2 separate regions of the Homo sapiens genome follow, and region 2 is linked to region 1. A link is a contact called in ENCODE Hi-C data. All regions are on one chromosome and are shown on one strand. The core of a region is the stretch at or near the end of the contact, and the rest is flanking DNA. Distances in the headings are between cores, read along the strand shown. Region 1 holds the start of OR5W2 (olfactory receptor family 5 subfamily W member 2). Region 2 holds the start of OR8I2 (olfactory receptor family 8 subfamily I member 2).

Region 1 (2,700 bases), core at 154-2,653:
ACACAAAAATTAGCCGGGCCTGGTGGCAGGCACCTGTAATCCCAGCTACTCGGGAGGCTGAAGCATGAGAATCACTTGAACCAGGGAGGCGGAGGTTGCAGTGAGCCGAGATTGCACCACTACACTCCAACCTGGGCAATAGGGTCAGATTCCATCACAAAAAAAAAAAGAAAAGAAAAAAAGAAAAATTACTCTGAAATATATATTAAACAAATAAAAATTTGCCCCACTAACTCAAAGACTGGAGCATTTTTCAAATATAGAGAAATTACCTTACCTAAATTGAAAACACATTAAAAAAATAGCATATTTAGACAATTCCAGAGAATTGCTAGATTGTGGCTGAGTAAAATATGTATTATATTAAATTAGGGTATTTGAGACAACTTTATGTTATAATATATAATTTGAAGAAAACACCAGTATGAATATGCATTTTTGTGTGTATAAACATGTATTTTTACTATTTCCTTAAAATAAAATTTTATTTTTCAGTTTTTTCAGGGCCTCTTTCACATCCTTGTTCCTCAGGCTATAAATCAGGGGGTTCAACATGGGAACCACAAGGGTGTAAAACAATGAGGTCATTTTATCTTGATCTAGAGAATAGGAAGAACTTGGCCGGAAATACATAAAGAGCAGAGTTCCCTGGAAAATTGCAACCGCAGATAAGTGGGAAGTGCATGTAGAGAGAGCTTTGAACCTCCCCTCAGCAGAGTGTATCTCCAAGACTGATAGGATGATATAACAATAAGAAATGAAAACTCCTGAAATGGTACTCAGTTCAATAAAACCAAAGACGGTGAATAACACTAACTCATTGACCTGTGTATCTGAGCGAGAGAGTAATAAGAGAGGAGGGATATCACAGAAGAAATGATTAATCTCATTAGACCCACAGAAGCATAGGCGGAAGGCCAGTGTCATATGTATCAAAGCATCTGCTATTCCCACCAGATAAACCCCAGTCAAGAGTAGATAGCACACTCTGCTAGACATGTTGACTGTATAGAGCAGGGGGTTGATGATGGCCTTGTACCGATCAAAGGCCATCACTGACAGCAGTAGACACTCAGAATCTGCAAAGATACAGAAGACCAAGAATTGCAGAGCACAGCCATAGAAGGGTATTGACTTGTTCTTGGCAAGTAGATCTACCAGCATCTTGGGCCCAGTTGCAGTAGAATAGCAGAGATCACAGAAAGACAGATGACTGAGGAAGAAATACATTGGTGTGTGAAGTTGGTAATCCATTCTGATTAAAACTATCATTCCAAGATTTGCTGAGAAATTAATGATATAAACAGCCAAGAATACAGCAAATAGGGTCACTTTCATCTCTGGGTTATTGGTAATTCCCAAGAGAAAAAAATCAGTTAATGAGGAGCAATTTTCCCAGTCCATTCTTCCTTGTTCTTGTTTCAAACTGCTACAGAAATCATTACGAGAATGACAGTCTAGAACTTGACTTTCCAAGATATCAAAAAAAAAATTATCTGTAAAGTAGAACAAGATTTGTTTATGTAAATTATCTTCTTTACCCTCAAAAAGTATCCCAGGTGAGTGTCACTTTCAAAGAGGCATTATTACTGTATTAAAAAAAAAAAACCCTAAAAGTGTCTGCCAAAGGAAGTTGATCAACTTTGAATCTAAACTTACATGCAATTTCTGACATATATCATTTGTCTTTGCTTCTATTGTACAATCTAAGGCAGTCAATTTGATTAAACTGAAAGCTCAGTACAGATCCAAAAGGATGTGAAAGAAACACCATAGTTAGAGTCACAAGGGCCAGAACATACCGGACTAAGCATCTCATATATTTGACAAAAAAGGATCATATTTATTGCATTATTCAAGAAATATATACATTTTTCTACCACTGACAGTGATATTACATGTAAGTTAATAAGAGAAAATTATTATGGTACTGTTTTTGATGTGGTGTCGTTAGTGCTTACTGGAAAAGAAAAATGTTTTATTTAACTGTTACTCATCATCACTGGTTTGTCACAGCATTTATAATCCATTTGGATGACTTATCTGGTTCTAAAAAACAAAAGCCAAATGTAAGTGGTAAAAGAAGTGTGAACAACAGACTACTTATATTTGCTTATAATTGACTTTTTCATTAAAATCAAAATGTGAAGAACAATAAGTGTTTCTGAAATATATAGGCTTCTGTTGCTTGTGTTATATGTGCACTTACTCTTGTGTGTGTGTGTGTGCCTGTGTGTGTCTGTTATATGAAAATTGAAATGTGGGGTGGGTCTGATTGTTATTTCTTCTAGACTTAAATATTATGGCATGTACCTTAAGAACTTGAATTTTCATAAATTAATATCTGTAATGTGTTACCTCTATTATTATTTGAGTAAATCTAGAACCTATCTTAAATTTACATCTAAAATAATATCACAGGTACAGTGATTTTTTAAAGTAATGATTTACTTATGAAGGTTGATTAAAATATAAATGGGTGAAATCTATATTATCCTCTTACAATGACAAGTAAGGTCAGTCAAATTCACACAGATCCAATAAGAAAATATCATTGTTTGGCCATTAGATTCCAGAGGTGCTTCAACTGAGTAAGCATCTATAAAATCATTCATTTGTAAATTCCTTAATACATGATTTCTTATTTTTCCAAAATTTTTCCTCTGTCCTTTAAATTGATCATTCAGAAACCTACCTGAG
Region 2 (2,700 bases), core at 89-2,588, 180 kb after region 1:
AGCTCTATACTAAATAACAACTTTTGTTATTTGATATTTAGCATTGTAGATGAGGCAAAAATAATGAACTTGAAAATAAGTGAAAGATTGCTGAAACATAGGATGTTTCCTCTGGGTGACTGAATCCCAGGTACATCTAATTTTCTCATCTGCTTTTTCCTAAAATTTGTGTGTCTGTCTGTCTGTGAGTATAGTTTGCATGTTTCTCACATTGGGAAACTTGTTATTTTTTTAATGTCTGCATCTTACATTAGGCTTTAAGAAAAATGCCCTTCATGACAGGCAAGACAAAATGCCTTCATTGAATAAATGCTTGTCAAGTAAATGAATGGATAAATAGGAACACTGTGACCATGGAACACATTAAATGATTAAGTACATGTGATATATAATAAGAATAATATGTTATATTATTATTATTGATAATAATTATTATCAAGTCCCATTTGGTTACTCAAGGAGAGTGCTAAATGTCTAAACAAAGGTGATTATTTAACTTTGCTTGGCGGGCTAGTTTCAAATGCATTTATTCGTCATATATTTATGTTAAGTTAATTAGGCAATAAAGTTCTTTAGTTTCTAGCATGCCCACCTTATAATTTAATTCTTATTTTTAAATGTAACAAATCAGGTTTGTTTTACTGTTTTTAACATTTATTTATATCATTGTCTTAAAAACTGCTGTTCAGCAATGAATTGGCTAGCACCTGATGTCATAGATTAATATATGCAATATATCTAGAAACAATCATGTTGTTTGAACAAACATACATGAAAGAATTTAAACTATGTTATAGATGAAGGCCCTCATTTGGTCTTATCTCACTGAATTTTTTATTAGATAAACTGCTCTATTCATTAGATACAATTCATTTTGTTAGATAACTTGCTATATTTATTAGATACAGATTGATTTCATTAGATAAGTTGCTATATTCATTAGATACAATTAATTTCATTTGATAATTTGCTATATTTGTTAGATACAATTGATTTCATTAGATAAATTGCCAGACCCAATGACAGACAGGGGTAGAGAATGGTACATCTTAGGAGGAATTTCTACACATCTTTCCAGACATGTATTTTTTAGTCTACACAATCGTGAATTTGAGTTTTTTTCTGTATTAATGTCTGTAAGTTTTCAGTTTTATAAAAAATAAAAATTATCCGTAAATCTCTAGCTAACTTCAGGTCATTAAATTTTACTTTCCATTTGTAAAACTTTCATGATTGGAGTCTAAGTCAAATTTGATTATAGGGCCTTTAGATTTGAATCCTTCTCTAACTTTCCTTATTGTTATTCAGCAGGTAAGTCAAAGGCCTGAGTTGATGTAAATGGCTGGCAACAATTTCACTGAGGTTACCGTCTTCATCCTCTCTGGATTTGCAAATCACCCTGAATTACAAGTCAGTCTTTTCTTGATGTTTCTCTTCATTTATCTATTCACTGTTTTGGGAAACCTGGGACTGATCACGTTAATCAGAATGGATTCTCAGCTTCACACCCCTATGTACTTTTTCCTGAGCAATTTAGCATTTATTGACATATTTTACTCCTCTACTGTAACACCTAAGGCATTGGTGAATTTCCAATCCAATCGGAGATCCATCTCCTTTGTTGGCTGCTTTGTTCAAATGTACTTTTTTGTTGGATTGGTGTGTTGTGAGTGTTTCCTTCTGGGATCAATGGCCTACAATCGCTACATAGCAATCTGCAATCCCTTACTGTATTCAGTAGTCATGTCCCAAAAAGTGTCCAACTGGCTGGGAGTAATGCCATATGTGATAGGCTTCACAAGCTCGCTGATATCTGTCTGGGTGATAAGCAGTTTGGCGTTCTGTGATTCCAGCATCAATCATTTTTTTTGTGACACCACAGCTCTTTTAGCACTCTCCTGTGTAGATACATTCGGCACAGAAATGGTGAGCTTTGTCTTAGCTGGATTCACTCTTCTTAGCTCTCTCCTTATCATCACAGTCACTTATATCATCATCATCTCAGCCATCCTGAGGATCCAGTCAGCAGCAGGCAGGCAGAAGGCCTTCTCCACCTGCGCATCCCACCTCATGGCTGTAACTATCTTTTATGGGTCTCTGATTTTCACCTATTTGCAACCTGATAACACATCATCGCTGACCCAGGCGCAGGTGGCATCTGTATTCTATACGATTGTCATTCCCATGCTGAATCCACTCATCTACAGTCTGAGGAACAAAGATGTGAAAAATGCTCTTCTGAGAGTCATACATAGAAAACTTTTTCCATGACAAATTTATGTATGTTACAATTAAAACAAAGGTGGATGGCTTCAGGAATTCAGTTATGCCAACAACTAGGAAAATAGTAGAGTAACCTCAAAAAGCATAACACAAACTAAATGAGAACTTAGAGTCTTGAAGTTTGTGAATTGAATTATTATTTCATTTGTTTATATGGACCACTAACTCACTGTATTTGGAGGTCAATTCGGCATATAAATTATTCAGACATAGACATGTACAAGGAAATAAGAGGCACCTGAACATGCATATATAAGCATGCCATCACACTGAAACATGTTTAAAATTATTACATTAAGAACATGCAATTTTTGTCATTCTGTGCCCAGCTTATATCACATAACTGGATTGTTTGTATTAGATTGTTGCAAAAGTAATTGTAGTTTTTTGTCATTAAAAAAGAAAACAGCAAAAACA

What was found. Hi-C counts contacts between places; a loop is a spot of excess contacts on that map.
Region 2: a map of posterior vena cava shows a loop between it and region 1 (13-fold over the local background). The contact joins the promoter of OR8I2 here to the promoter of OR5W2 in region 1. A Hi-C loop is called at or near these places in 1 of 168 maps with a recorded cell type or tissue (posterior vena cava).

What each region holds. Positions count from the first base shown.
Region 1 is chr11:55,913,179-55,915,878 of GRCh38, forward strand. It overlaps OR5W2 (olfactory receptor family 5 subfamily W member 2), which reads right to left and starts at 1,404. Exons shown (of 1, transcript NM_001001960.1): 1 at 472-1,404. The coding sequence starts at 1,404. The coding sequence ends at 472.
Region 2 is chr11:56,091,970-56,094,669 of GRCh38, forward strand. It overlaps OR8I2 (olfactory receptor family 8 subfamily I member 2), which reads left to right and starts at 1,339. Exons shown (of 1, transcript NM_001003750.1): 1 at 1,339-2,271. The coding sequence starts at 1,339. The coding sequence ends at 2,271.